Linked DNA regions of Homo sapiens: region 1 is linked to region 2. Evidence: chromatin loops called from intact Hi-C (ENCODE). Cell type or tissue: sigmoid colon. All regions are shown on one strand.

Region 1 (8,000 bases), 1.0 Mb after region 2:
AGATATAGTTCCTGCCTAATTTCAAATTATTTCTTAAAATAACCTCTTGTCCATAGCTCCTACTAAAAGATCTGGGTTTAGGTAGTCTTCAGAATTACACCCTGTAATCTTGACCTCCAGGCTTAGCTAATTGGATTAAGAGTAGACACCTGACCCAGAGAATTCCAGTTCAAAGTGTGATGAGTCAAATTACATTCTCTCTCTTAGCATTTGGAATTAGGACACCACGAGTTAGTTAGTCAAATGATATTGAGCCTGGGCCGGGCTGGCCATGTGGTGGAAGTTTACGCTGATGAGTCAGCAGAGAAAGCCATTCTACAGAGAAGAGCTGAGGGATGGAGCAAATGGCAGAAGTAGGCAAAAGAGACTGTGGCTCTATGAGAGATAAAAATTAGTCTTCTAGTTGTTTCAGTTCTCAGTGGTAATAGTTTGTTCCCCAATTAAGGTTGTCTGTGTAGGCTTACAATAAAGCTCTCTTTATGTGAACCAATTTAAATGGGTGTCTAATTTTTTTTTTTTTTTGCATTGCTTTTGCAGCCAAATGTATTCTGACTGAAACACAGGGTTTGTAGGATTTATTACATTATCCGTAATCTTCTCTAATTGATATTTTTGTAGGGGAGATGCCATCATTTTGTCAAATTAATATTATCAGGATATTTGAAATGTTAGGTTTTTCCGTTTTTTAGAAAAAGAAATCTGTGGATCTTAAATTTTTGCATTACTTATTTTCATATATGTCAAATCAAGTTAGAATGTTTCTTGATTTTTAAAAGATATATATGGTCAGTTATAGTAATAGTTGTCACTTGCCACAGAACAGTAGTAAAAAAATTTGTGAAATGCTTAAATGTTGCTGAATAAAAGCATCATGACAAATTCATGGATACTAATTATTTAATGTAAATATCACCATTTTAAGAAAAGAATACGGTGAAACCCTGTCTCTACTAAAAATACAAAAAATTAGCCGGGCGTGGTAGCTGGCGCCTGTAGTCCCAGCTACTCGGGAGGCTGAGGCAGGAGAATGGCGTGAACCCGGGAGGCGGAGCTTGCAGTGAGCCGAGATCGCGCCACTGCACTCCTGCCTGGGCGACAGAGCGAGACTCCGTCTCAAAAAAAAAAAAAAAAAAAGAAAAGAATATACATGATTGATTCAATAGGTTATATTTTAAAATAAATTATTAACTTACCTGTTTATTCAAACTGATTGCTATCATGATAATAATACTGCCTTTTGTAATTTTTATTGGGCAATTTTTAACATCTAGATCTCCATATGAAAGCTGTTACCTTAAGAGTACTAAAAACTCTTTGATCTATGCGGATAGCCATTTTTAATTAAAATAGTATGTTTTTCTTCCATCTGTAAATAATATTTTTAGATATTTGACTCTTCTGTGAAAGGAAAAGGTAATCTAAAACTTAATTTCTTCACAGACAGAAAAAGCGAAGTAGAGAGGCCAGCAAGTATTCCTCTGTCCTCTGGCTATAGTACAGCATCATCAGATTCAACTCCCAGAGCCTCTACTGTTAATTACTGTGGTTTGAATGAGATTTCAGAGGTAAGAAAATGCTTAGATTATTTCCTTTCTAAATGAGGAAAACAAGCAAGCATTAGCTTTTGTTGTAAATATTGCTAGCAAGAAAAATAGCAAACGCGAATCTTAGTCTCTCAAAATTCTTTCATAAGTAAACAGTACTTAATGCAATGTTTCAAACTGTGTTTTGTACATTCTCGGTCCATCTTTGATGATGGTTTACTTTGAGAAATCATCTAAATTTGTTGCTTTTTAAATTAAAGGAAACAACAATCCAGAAAATGGAAAGGATGAAAAAAATGTAAGTAACAGAAAGGGGCAACAGAAATTCATTTCTCTATAGGGAATTGTATTGGATTACAGTATATATAGAATGTGCATGTGTGTTTCAAACCTTAAAGGTCTCTCAATCAGGTGTGGAATTTCCTTCAGGACTCCACTGGATAATAAATCCACCTACAGTTATGTGTTTGTGAGATGAGTCACTGTTTTAGTTTCCAACAAGCGATTTAAAACTTGTTGGAATTGTTAATGGAATTAACTGCAGAGAGAATACAAAGATATTTTTGGTTGGTAACTAATCAAGAGTATTATCTATTTTTGATAACTGATTTATCAAAATATTAAATAATATATATAGATGGATGGTTTGGAGACATTTTCAGTGTTGTGAAAATATCACTGGTGTTTTTCGGCAAGTTATTGATGAGATACTAAAAATGATGTTTTTGTCTAGTACAAATGGTGTGATTTTTCTAAAGAGCAGTTCAAAGGAAATATGAAATGAAATTGCATATAAGATGATTATGCAGCCTACTACTATAGAAAATTATAATATTATTTAGAAATGCAAAAAGTACTTAACTTACACTTCAAGAATATGACTCATAATCGACTCCTCTTTGTCTTCCCTCTGGTCATACTTAAGTTTATTCATAGTAACTGTACTTATAGATAAGAAAAATATTCAAATTTATTTTAGGCTAAAAAGCATAATTTCAACAACTAAAATGCTATGCTTTATTATGAATTATTGATTTACTTAATATATTATTTATTATATTTCAGGTTTGAAGAAACTGCAGAGTTACTGAAATGTCCAAATCACTACTTGTAGGATTTTCTACATGAACTTTTTTCTAGGACTTTGGTTACTATACATATTGTATATTTTAAGAATTCTTTATACAATTTTAATATACTGCAATACTGCAGTTTTTGACAATTTGGATTCCATTTGGTATATGAATTTTTGCATTCATTATTGAATAACTCTTTTAATATTTTTGAGCAATGATTATACTGCTTTACCTTGTGTCACTTTTTTTTTTTTTAGGAAAAACTCATGTTCCAGTATATTTCTCTTACAGAGTGAAGTCATTACAGCACTGTATTTCTGTGTTGACATTTGTTGGCAGTGTGCTAAGTAATGTTTTTTAAAGCACAGGCTTGAGGACTATGGTTTACATCCTGTTGGAAACATTCCAAATGGGACTTGTGTATTATACCCAGGAGGCTCTCATATATACCATCTTGGCATCTGTACTGATGAATAAGTTATAATGAACAGTTAAAAATGCTCATTGAAAATTAAATAAAACAAAAAGGCAGTTATTTCATGCTTGGTCAAAAACATCAATACCTTTCCAATTAACACTGAGAAATTAAGGTTAAGATTCTCCTTTTGTACTGGGAAACAGGCTGGAGGACTATGGTCCTCAAGTTTAGACCAAGAGGACTATGGTCTCAAGGTTCACCATGAGAAATGTGTTGAACATTTTAGTATGCTCTATTGTATAATTTTTTTGGAGGGGGGGATGGAGTTTCGCTGTTGTTGCCCAGGCTGGAGTGCAATAGCACGATCTTGGCTCACCGCAACCTCTGCCTACCGGGTTCAAGTGATTCTTGTGCCTCAGCCTCCTGAGTAGCTGGGATTATAGGCATGCACCACCATGCCCAGCTAATTTTGTATTTTTATTAGAGACAGGGTTTCTCCGTGTTGGTCAGGCTGGTCTCAAACTCCTGACCTCAGGTGATCTGCCTGTCTTGGCCTCCGGCGTAACACTTTTTAAGACCAGTGTAACAGAAAGAGAATGTAGCCATTCTAGCCACCGTTAAAAGATACACAGTGAGGTGTTGTGTTTTGTTTTTTTAATGATGAAAAGTTACACATTTTTTGGAGAGAAAAGTCTTAGCTGAAGGTAAATCAATGGAAAAATGAAATTTATTTTTAATATTACTACTATATGAATTATCTTTTTTTAAACTTGTAGATAAAAGTGTTCCAGTAATCAGAAAATCCTCAAGAAAATTGACTTCATTATTTGGAAGGAAAATTAGTATTTTTTTTAATATTATATGGACCATCTGATTATATTTTATTTATTCATCTATTTATGGTATGTATGTATAATTCTATATTACACTGTCAAATATAAAATATTGTTATATGAGTAGAAATCACTTAAATTTTTTTTGTGTTTGTGAATTTGAAACAGTGTAAGAAATCACTTTTAAGAAAACATTTTTAGAATTCCTTTGTTTTTTTTTTTTTTCTTTTTGAAACAGGGTCTCACTCTATTGCCCAGGCTGGAGTGCACTGGCGTGATCTCGGCTCACTGCACCTTCTGCCTACCGAGTTCAAGCGATTCTTGTGCTTCAGCCTCCTGAGTAGCTGGGACTATAGGCCTGTACCGTCATGCCTGGCTAATTTTTGTATTTTTGTAGAGACAGGGTTTCACCATGTTGCCCAGTCTGTTCTCAAACTCGTGAGCTAAAGCTACTCGCCCACCTGGATGTCCCAAAGTGCTAGATTCCATGGGTGAGTCACCATGCTTGGCCACATTTTTAGTATTCTAATAAACAGTTGGTCATCAGAACTTTAAAATGGTAGCCTACAGAAACATACAATTTTGAATTTAACAGAGTTTCAGTAAATATTTCCAGAATTAATGAAGCATGTTAGCTTTAATTTTTTCAATTGTGAGAGAAGTACATTTATAAAAATTAAGAGGTTAAGAGGTTATAGTTATAAGGGAAAAAACTTCTGTATCGATTAACTCCTAAAATATCAGTACCAGCATGGAATTATAGCACCACCTTGTGGTTAACATGCCAGTATTTTACCTTTTGTTAAAACAAGTGATTTCCCATCAAACAGGATAATATTTTTTCCCTTTTGAAAAATTCAATTTTAAAAAGAAACATTTTTGAAGTTTTCTTATGGAAGATAGAAAAAAAGTTAAGTCTCTTTCTACCCTTTCTTTTTTTCTTTATATAGTGCAGATATACACACAGAGAAGGGACTTAAAACATTTCTAATCTCCTAGTTTATATACAGTGTGCAAAATATAAGTAAGTATATATTGAAAATATAAAATATTTCATATATGTTATCAGGTGGAAATTTAGAATCCAAATTTTCTTAAACTTTAATAACTTGTCTAACAACTCTCTAATAGGGACTAAAAATCAACTCAATATATCATACATTTACACTTACAAAGAGTCTTTATCTAGACAACATAATTTTTGGAAAAATAAAGCAAATTCAACTTTATTGGAGTTATTGGACAGATCAGCAAATTGTTATTTTAAAAAGTTTTCTTGTTTAGGCAATTTGGTAAGTGGTTTCTAGTTATAAACTAGCCACTGTTGATTAACTTGAGAAGGTGAAGCAGGGGAGTTCTGAAGAGATTACCTAGAGCTACATAACCCTAAGTTAAGTAAAATTTTCACTTTCATTCTTTTCATTCTCTCATAAACTGGTTGAAAAAACACTGTACTACCAACAAAGGTGTCAGTTGCTTGTGCTGCCCTGTCTATGTTATGCTCTGAATAGGTCTCGGTAAAGATTATATGGAAATACTATAAAGAATACATAAGGTAAAATACTAGTCAGAAAGGGTTCAGAAGAAGTTAGCATCAACTGTATGAAAATTCTAGGTAAAGCTAAGTACTATTGAGTTGGAAAAAAGTAATTCTATCATGTTTGCTTGTTTTCCTCTACTGTTTTTAATGTGATGTTGTAATATATTTTAAAAATAAAACTTGAAAACGTTGGGACTTTGTTTCATGCCATTCATTACTCATAACTTTATATAATTGATACACTCTTCAGGAAGCATAAAAATTAATATAACCTTCTCAATTTTATAAACTACAACACTTTTTGAGCTCAAATAACATTGTAACTTTGATTTTTACTTTTTAACAGTCCCCAGGTTTGTCTCCTTTCTTTGAAACTGAAGGCATCAAACTGATCAGCGTGGAAGGAAGTGATGTTTATCTTAAGTCCTAAAGAGTGAACAGAATATAGCCAGGGAAGATGGTTTACGCAAAAGGACTAGCATAAACAAAGGCTTGAAAGGAAGAGCATTTGAAAGAAATTCACTAGGGCTAGCATACTGAGTGTGCTCTGTGTGTGTGTGTGTGTGTATGTGTGTGTGTGTGGCTAGAGGTCAGTTGACACAGGCCCAAGGGGCAGCTTGTATCTTATTTACTGAACCATTTAAGCAGCAGAATATGATAACCAGATCTGAGTTTTTGAAGGATTTATTTTACCGCTTTAATATGGAGAATGGGTAAGGGGGCAAAACTAGAGGCAGAGAAATCAGTGGGAGACTATTACAGTAATCGAAGAAACATAGTAAGAGTGACTTGAATTATGATGACAGTGGAGATGGAGGGAAATAATGGGATTTGGAGCAAATGTAGTACTTCCAGTTTAAGGACTATCTTCAATCTAGTATCTGGACTGAGAGATAGCAAAAAGATACTACACTAGTGTTTAATCTGTTATCTTGCCTAATTGGTTCCGTCTGGAATCTTGTTAGAAGTGCAAAATCTCAAGCCCTGCTCTTGACCTACTTACTACATTAGATTCTTCATTACACAAAGAACCCAAAGACATTTGTAGGTACTTTAAGTTCAAGAAATATTAGTTTACATTCACATACTTCTTGTTTTATTATCATAACTAACATTTGAATCTAAGCCTTCAAATTCAGATTCTCCGGAATTGCTTTTATCTAAATATATACAGCTTCTTGCAATTCACATTTAGTATCTTGGCCTCCTTAGCACCTTTGGTTAGCGTTTTAGGGTTTTGAGTGCATTTAGTTAAATGATTTTTTTTCCTCAGTCAAATAATATATAAATAGGAATTAAAACATCCTTTCTTCAAAATTAGGTGTAAGCTTTGTACAAATAACTTGTTTGGTCCTCATCAATAATGATTCTTTACTAAGCATGCACAATTCATACCATTAGCCTCCATCTTTGAAATATCTGTGTTTATGTTGAAAAATTTCCTAGTTTTTTACTTTTAATTATGTTGCCCAAAGTACAACAGGCAATATTCTGCATACATATTTGTTTTTCTCTATTATGTCATAGGGTGACTTTTCTGAAGATATGGAAAGCAATTATTAGAGATCCATGTTTCACATTTAATTTAAAATTCAGTATTATATGGTCTTACAAACTTTTTCTGAAAATCATTTGTCAAGGAAATCTCATTTGAGTAGTAAAATGAAGTAAATGAAGGAGTAAAAAAAGCATCTTAAGTTTAAGAAAATACAATATTTAGAAAGCAGTTTCCATAGATGAATTAGGTGCAAAGAGAGCGAGAGGAGAGGAAAACAGAAACCACTAGGAGTTCTTAAACTTTACCCAATCAATATGTATCTTGCTTCAGATTTGCCATCTTCTGTTTAAGTAAGCTTTGATTTACTGGGTAAGAATCTGATTATTGTTTTTAAATTCTGATCATTGTTTGTTGATATTCACACTAGGACATTTAAAACAACACCACAGCTGAGGACTTTTAAATGAAGATCAGTAACAAACATCAAAATGTTTAAAATTTATTTATTTTTTCACACTGCCATGAGAAAGTAGAAAAATGTTTAAAGTTTAAAAGCATTTCAGTATTCCAATTATCCTCTCAATTTCGCACCATTTTTTAAAATCATCATTCTCTTCCACCTTCACTTTTTATATACTATGCTTTTCCACTTTCTGAATGTGCTGGGCTTTCCATGACTTTACAAATGCTCTTCCATCACCTAAAATGTTCATTTGTTCTCCACTCTTCATTTCCTATCCTCTGCACCACATTGGCTGGTAGAATTCTACTCATCATAGGGGCTTCAGATTAAACATAACTCCCTCCAAATAATGCCCCCTAGGTCCCTAGAATAGTTTAGATTCCCTGTTTATGCTATGAAAAGCACCCTGTAATTTTTCTTCATTTCGGTTTGTACATTATAAACCTACTATTTGCAATTGTTGCTCAAGGTTGTCCTCCCTGCGAAACTATGAGTGTTATGTGAAAAGAGATCCTGAATTTTGTTTACTGATGTATTCTCCATGCTTAGCACAATGCTTGGTACATAGGACATTCTCATTTTATTTTGTGGCTTGACAAACAATTAAGATGTCCTCCCATCCCCCATA
Region 2 (8,000 bases):
GCCTCACAGGTACACTAAACCTGCCATGAACGTTCAAGTCTACATCCCTCTGCTTAATTATGTTCAGCAAATATTGGTTGAGGGCCTACTATGTGCCAGTCACTCTTCTAGACAGAAAACCAGAGAAGCAAAGTCGTTTTTCTCAGGGAACTGGCATGCTACCTGGGGAGAGAGACCAAAAAAGTCTGAGAAAACAAAAATGATAATGACAGATGGTGATAAATGATAATGACACATAATACTGTCAAGAGGACTTAAGGGCAGGGTAAGGAAAGCCTCTCTGAGGAGGTGACATTCGCTCTCAGATCTGAATGATAAAGAGTCAGCCAATCAGAGAGTGGAGATGAAGGGAAGCTGACCAACTGCGGAAGCATAGTTCATCTGGGAGTGGATTCCTTATGGGTTGGTGTGTGAAGGGATAAGGGCCAGAATGACATCGAGGTTGTTTTGAGTAGCTGATTAGGTGGCTGCTGAGATTGGGAAGATAGTAGGGGAGTGAATGGAGGGGGCAAGGCTTCTGTTGGTGTTCTGGGCATGTGAAGTACCTGCTAGGCGTCCAGGTAGAGCCATTAAGGCCTACTGATCATAGATTGTAGGTTGTATGATGCCAAAGTCCAGAAGAGAGGCCACTCTGGAGATGTGCATTTGGGGCCATCAGCAGGTAGGTCGTTTCATGGGACTGAATGAGGTCCCCGAGGGAGAAAACACAGATAGAGAAGAGAAGACTAGACCCATCCGTCAGAAACGCCAGCATTTAGAGTTCAGGAATAGAAGGAAAAACCAACAGAGGACACTCATGCTGCTCTCTCTGTACTTCTTGCTTTAATATACTTTTTCCCTATACTCTTATTTTACCTGTCCTATTACAGCAAATTATGTTTAACTCCAACTAGACCATAAGCCTTTCAACACACAGATCTCTCTCTGAGGGCCCAGACAAGTATATCCAACTGTATGCTTAACATCAGGACTTGAATGTGTAACAGGCATTTCAAACTCGACATAGCCTAAATTGAACTTCCTATCTCCTCCCCCCAACCCATCTTTGCTGATTTCTTGGTCAAAAACTTTGGAGTCTTCCATGAATCCTGTCTTTGTCTCGCACTTCATATCTAGTTCCAGAATCTGATCCCTTGTTGCCTGGTCTAAGCCACCATCATCTCTCACTGAGACTAACTTGTTGACTCTCCTACAGCCTATTTCAAATACAGCAGTCAGAGTGACTGTTTTAAAATAAAGGCAAATCATGTCCTTCTTCTGCTAGAAACCCTGCACCTTCACCTATGAGTGAAGACAAAGTCCTTTCTGGTAGTCTCCAAGATCCACAACATCTGTCCCCATTCCTCTCTGGCCTCACCTGCTACTGCTCTCCCCACTCCACTCCAGCCCCATGTCCTTACTGGTCCTCAGACTCCCTCCAGGCATGTGCCTGCCTGTGCTGTTCCCTCTGCCAGGAATGCTTCCTTGCAGATACACGCATGCATGGCCAGCTCTCACACCTCCTTCAAGTCTGCTGACCTACCACTTCTCAGTGAGGTCCACCTTGTTACTTCCCAACGCCCTAGCTCCCACCCTAACTTCCTCTTCTTTTCCTTTTTTTCACCACACTTATCACCTTTTGCCATAACAGACAAATTGTCTACTATGTTTTTTAACTTATATTCTGTCTTTTTTCCCTTACATTCCCAGAGTGAATGGAGGCAGGGGCCCACATTCACTGTGGCATGCCCATTACTGGGGTAGGTGTCTTTATTTTGTTCACTAGTGTTTCAGAGCCTACAACATGCCTGGCACACATCAGGTACTTAATATTTGATGATTGAATAAATACATGAATGAATAAATGGAATTTTCTGTCCTCCTTTTACTGTCTCACTCCCAAGTATATCTTCAGTTTAACCTCTTCCCATTCTGACATCTGCACTTTATACTTCATTTCTCGGCATTTCCTTAACATTCCAGGGTAAACCCCTACCTGTTTTAAAGGTGTCTCTTGGGGCAGTCTTTGGAGCTCCTCCAGGCAGGGTGAGCAGCTCTTCCTCTGTACATTCACACCTCTGTCCTGACTGGTCCACTACCCCTCTGTCTCTCTACAGGCGGTGAGGACCATGACTTGCACCTCTTCATATCCTCAAAACCTGTTATCATTATAGGTGCACAGTCCATATTTGCTGACTGAATGCAAGAATAAAACATTTTATCCAAATAGTATAGCGATTTATAATTCAGAGAAATAAATGGCTTTTCCAAAAATAGTTCTTTTCATACAAAATGTACATTCCAAAGATGGAAACCTGTGTTTGCTTTTCATCTACGTTTATAGAGAAAAGCCTCACTGCCTGGTCATGTGCCATGCATGGCCTATGCACCCTAGACCCCTACAGGCAGCTACCAAAAGTGCTGCATAGCCATTTGGGAGAGGTCCCTTACAAATCCAGTCTGTTCTAGATATCTAGGGCCAGGCCAGTGTTTATTACCACTGTGGTTAGGTTCTCTATTTGCTTCTCATTCACATGAATTACTGTGATTCTGAAATTGCAATTAATGGTAACTTTTTTTTTCTCTGTGGTATTTTACGGAAATGTATAGTCCTTTGCTCTTAGAGAAAGAACCCATTCCAGTGTTGACTTCAAGACCATAAGTTATTTCAAAACTATGTAAAGATTGACAATCCAGTAATAACCTGTCACTACACATACCCAGATTTTCCCTGTAAACTGTAATATTTAACATGAAATGTTAAATTCTGATGCCAGAGTTCATCAAAAACTAAACTGTTGCCTGCTTTTTGCGTCTTTATTCATTTTTTTAGATCAGAGGCTTCGAAACTGCTTACTGCATTGATAGCATGGGAAAAACAAATGGAGGCTTTGTTGAACTAGGACCCTGCCACAGGATGGGAGGGAATCAGGTAAACCACCTTACTTTTGTGTTTAAGTTGTTCCGTATTGAGGGCCATCAGGTTTATTGATCACAGAGTGATCTTTGTACTTTGGTTTTCGATTTGGTAATTTTGTTTGTTTTGATAAAGTAAAACATTCTGTAAAAAAATTGACAGTGTTAAAACATTCACTTAAATGATGGGAATAATAGCAGTATTGGTTTTCACATAAGCAGTCAGAATCTAGAATTAATGTCTAATATAAGGGATTAAAATATATTCCTGTGGGAGTATATATTTGTCACTACCGTAACTATGTAAGCCTAGCTCCCTAACAATTTTTTGCAAGTATTGCTCACTAATCCTCATCTTTTTGCAAATAGAGTGTTACTGCCAGTAATGTATATTTCACTAATATATATTCTCTTACTTATGTGGGTATGTTTTTGCTTTTTCATTTTTTCACATTGTTGGTACTTAATAAATTTGTGTTAGTGACCCATTTGGTATCTTAGAGACTAAAGAACTTAATGATTTCAGTGTTAATAAGGATCTTCACTAACATCAAAATAAATATAATTTGTCTGTGGACTTACAGTTCTAAACAAAATTATGGAAAAATAAGTTAGTCATTCAATTTAATTATAGGAGTTAAGTTTCTTTCTTTTCAAATGCACATCAGCAGGGAAGGTGCCTCTGTTACTTAATTCTCTCTTTTCCTTTTACAGCTTTTCAGAATCAATGAAGCAAATCAACTCATGCAGTATGACCAGTGTTTGACAAAGGGAGCTGATGGATCAAAAGTTATGATTACACACTGTAATCTAAATGAATTTAAGGAATGGCAGTACTTCAAGGTATTCTGCATTTTAACTTCTGAAATATTATATGCTTTTCATTTTCAGTAACATCTAGCATGTGGAATTTAGATAAATAAATCTTAAAACCTGCATTCAAATTCACTTGCATTTTCCTCTCATTTAGTCCCTTGCATAGGTTTTCCTGAGCACTGGATGACTCATTGTTCTATAATGAGGCATCACTTTTGTTCTCTCTTACAATATTGTCATGTAATGAGGCCACGATGATGTCTATAAAGAGCACTGCTAATTTTAGTAATACAAGAAAGTCAGTGTTCTGTGAGGCAGTCATCACCATTGCTCTCATCAAAATCTGATTTTTGAAATGTAAATGAATCATTCATTAAAGTAAAATATATTTAAATATATTTATACTATTAAAAATTTGGTTAATATTTGATATTGTCCAGCAGGTGGAGATAGAGACAAACAAATAAAACTTGAAATCTAGGCTTTCATAACGTCTTTATCATTGTTGTGTGCTAAATACAGTGGGATAAATGTAGCTAGTTGCTTACTTTAATGGTCAAATTTAGTTATTCACGTGACACTGCTGGGGTAGCTTTGTGTTTCAGCTGTGAGTATTTAAAGCTCTGTGGCAAGTTGAGGATTACAACATATTAATAGATTTATGTATAGTTTTCAAATTCTAGATTTGGCTAACATAAATCAATTTATTATTAAACAAAAAGTGGGGAAAGCTGCCTCACACTAAAAAAATCTGTCAACCCTCCATTTTATTTACTCACCCAGTATTTGTTATCATATCCCATCTGTCATGCAAGCAAGGACTTGTTTGCTATGTAATAATGATATGACCTAGCTTAACATTCCCTGTTACTGTCATTTACAGATAATTTCCAGGAAGTGATAAGCACGTATCAATTGATGATTTTGTTTCTTATAACAAGTTAGGAAGGAGAAGAATAGCATAAACCTTAAAGAGTGGAGCATTTATTTTCACAAAAAAAAAGGATATATAATAGCAATAAATAGTAGGGGTCAGTGAGAACAATATTAGCAAAATAGTAAAAGAGGGCTAACACACCAGAAACTACATCAAGAAGTAATTGAACAAAAAATGACACATAACATGTTTTAGGTATTTTAAAGACGCAGCACTGAATATACATTTGTGTGTTAGATATTACTGAACATTCACTTGGGGACCAATAATATGTTAGACTGTAGGGGAGTTCAAAAATATAGCTAAAGCACGCTATTATATAATGGCAGAGAAGAAAGAAATGCAAAAATAGAGATAAGCAAAATGCCATAGGACAGAAAAGAGTGATTCATGGGAGGAATTACTGCTGAGGAGTTTCATAGAGGAAGTGTCATTGCACAAGTCCTGAAGTGTAAAAAGGCTTTCCATGGAAAGTAAATAAGAAAGCCTGGATGAGCAAAGATGTGGCATGAAAACATGTAGAAAATTCAAAGAATTGTATTTCATTTGGTATCCCTCAATTGTGCTTTGGAGGAAAGAGCACCGAACTTCATTTTTTAAGTTTTGGAGAGGGATAGACCTTATTTGAGGAAGGTAGTGATGGAAAACAATGGCTACTTTTAGGAAAATAATTCTGGAAACGTGAGGTATGGACTGATGAAGCAACGAGATCAGCTTGAGCAGCAGTTCTCAAACTTTCTGTCCTCTGGATTCCCTTTACACTCTTAAAAATTTTTGAGCTCCCCCACCCCCAAATTGCTTTTGTTTATATAGGTTATCACTAGCAATATTTCCAGAACTGGAAAGTGTCTGAGAAATTTGTAAAGTTTTTATATATTAATTCATCTAAAAGTAATAATAATATACTTATTAAACATTAATGTAAATGACATTTTTAATGAAAAATAACTATGTTTACCCACAAAAAATAGTGAGAAGAATGGAATTCTGTATTTTTGCAAATCTCTTTAATGTCTGGTTTAATAGAAGAAGACAGCTGGATTCTCATACTCCTGCTTCATTTGGTCTGATCTGAAATGTTGTTTTCGTTCAAGTATATGAGGGAAACCCAGCCCCACACAAGCATACAGTTTGTAAAGGGAGCGAGTACTTTAATAGCCGTTCATATAATTGTGGCTGTTTTTTTATTGTACACCACAACTTAATAATTAAGTGGTAGTTTCTTAAAAGTTATTTCCAGTGTAGACTGATATCCTTGAGCATTGTACCTCATTATATGGAAGTACTTGATACGTACTTCCCACTTCATCTCATAGAATTTTTTTTAAGTATACTGAGGGGTCAAGACTGAATAAAACGAATGTTTTGCTCCTTCATCAGTGACATCCTTAAGTGAAACCGGCATTTACTTTTCAACTGTGTGTGGCCATGAGCAATACAACTATAGGTACTAGCATAGTTTGATTCATGCTAAGGCACCATCAGTTTTACTCACCATTGCTTTTGCACTATCGGTATAAATGTTGCTAAAGTGAAAAGGCAATGGTGTCTTCGTATTATGATGAAAATAGTTTCGGCCTTACAGACCCAATCCTGGATAGTCTGAGGACCAGACTTTGAGAAGCTCTGAGCTATATTGAAGAAACCTACAGCATATGGTGAGGGCCAAACCAGGGCATCTGCAGTGGCGATGGGAAGGAATATAAACCAGAGACATTGCACATATCCATCCTTAGTGACTGGTATGTGAGTGAATGAGGAAAAGTGCAGTATTTCCTAAGGACTAGAGAGCTGGGAATGTCATTAGCCAGGATAGGAACAAGAGACATAGATTTGGAGGGGCAGATAATGAATTTAGGTTTGTATACATTGAGTGTGAGATACCAGCAGTATATTGTGACTTAACAATGAAAGATCTTAGGACTTAGAAAACTGACAATCAAGAGAAATCCAGAAAACTGACAATCAAGAGAAATCCAAAGTCTGAGGTGTGGTTGAGAAGCTTTTCCATTTCCTTAAACTGTCTCCTCATGAAAGTCAAGTGATGATTTCTGATGTCAGTGATATCAAGGGTCCAAATTTGAAACTTTTTTCTTACTGTGTTTTCCAGAACCTGCACAGATTTACTCATATTCCTTCAGGAAAGTGTTTAGATCGCTCAGAGGTCCTGCATCAAGTATTCATCTCCAATTGTGACTCCAGTAAAACGACTCAAAAATGGGAAATGAATAACATCCATAGTGTTTAGAGAGAAAAAAATAAACCAATAACCTACCTACTGACAAGTAAATTTATACAGGACTGAAAACCGCCTGAAACCTGCTGCAACTATTGTTATTAACTCTGTATAGCTCCAAACCTGGAACCTCCTGATCAGTTTGAAGGACATTGATAAACTGTGATTTTACAATAACATTATCATCTGCAGTTACTGTTTACAAGACTGCTTTTACCTTAAACTTTGTAGATGTTTACATCTTTTTGTTGTGTTTTAAGATGATGTTGGTAATTTGTGCCTTTAGCTCTGTTTTATTAGACAGAGTTAAAGCATGTTGTCTTCTTTGGGATTACACTCAGGGGTCTGAAAGGCAGTTTGATTTTTATTTTTAACACACTTGAAAAAAGGTTGGAGTAGCCAGACTTTCATATATAACTTGGTGATTATCAACCTGTTGTGTCTTTATTTAATTTTACATCTTTTTGAAGCACTGCCACAGGTTATTAGCCAAGGTGGCCTTCCTTCACAGTCATGCTGCTTTTTTGAAAGGTGAATTTCAACACATTTAGTGCCTCTTTCATTTCTCAGTATATATTTCAAGAGCTTGTGATGAAATCTATAGGATGGTAATGATGGACTTGTCACCTGTATGGGGAATACTTTTACTACTCAGAAATGAATTTATGTGCTGCCATTTGCTATAAAGTTGAACTTTGTATGGCTTGAAAAAGAAATGACAATATGGAACATCCCAAGGCTGTCCCATAGGGTTGGAAGTTGTGTAGCATTCACTCCCTTACCTACTGGCATTCCCAGTGCCCTCTGTCCATACCTACTTCTAGGATTGCAAAGGAGTCTTCCAACTAGAGAAAAATTGTCCACTGACATTTGGGATTTACTTTTCTCCAATACCTGCCAATACAGAAAACTATTATCAGTTGTTATTGTTATCCCTTGAAAGCGAGGGTGACAAAAACAACAAAACACCGTTATAAACACATCAAAGGTTCATTCTGACTGAGGTAAGACTTTCCAAGCCCTTGTTAGATTAGGCCTTATAAAACTTGTGTGCATTATAACCTAAGCTGTGCAACCTGTGAAGCCAAGAGTGAACTGATGTTTCATTTATATTTT

Evidence for each region. Peaks named below come from ENCODE experiments on the same cell type or tissue, not always from the same donor. Only the 100,000 strongest peaks of a DNase experiment are listed, where the experiment ranks them.
Region 1: it touches region 2 in a loop (3-fold over the local background); 6 of 110 quality-filtered maps call a loop at or near these places.

Annotation. Positions count from the first base shown.
Region 1 is chr4:174,314,726-174,322,725 of GRCh38, forward strand. CEP44 (centrosomal protein 44) reads left to right here. Exons shown (of 12, transcript NM_001040157.3): 10 at 1,441-1,565; 11 at 1,805-1,842; 12 at 2,610-5,603. The coding sequence ends at 2,658. Among named protein-coding and RNA genes, the nearest start is that of CEP44, 35 kb to the left of the region's middle. In sigmoid colon, a CTCF peak has its summit at 4,643 (motif pointing left); no DNase peak of the experiment used is centred here.
Region 2 is chr4:173,314,822-173,322,821 of GRCh38, forward strand. GALNT7 (polypeptide N-acetylgalactosaminyltransferase 7) reads left to right here. Exons shown (of 12, transcript NM_017423.3): 10 at 2,813-2,911; 11 at 3,610-3,738; 12 at 6,759-8,000. The coding sequence ends at 6,896. Among named protein-coding and RNA genes, the nearest start is that of HMGB2, 16 kb to the right of the region's middle. In sigmoid colon, CTCF peaks have their summits at 4,024 and 4,227; no DNase peak of the experiment used is centred here.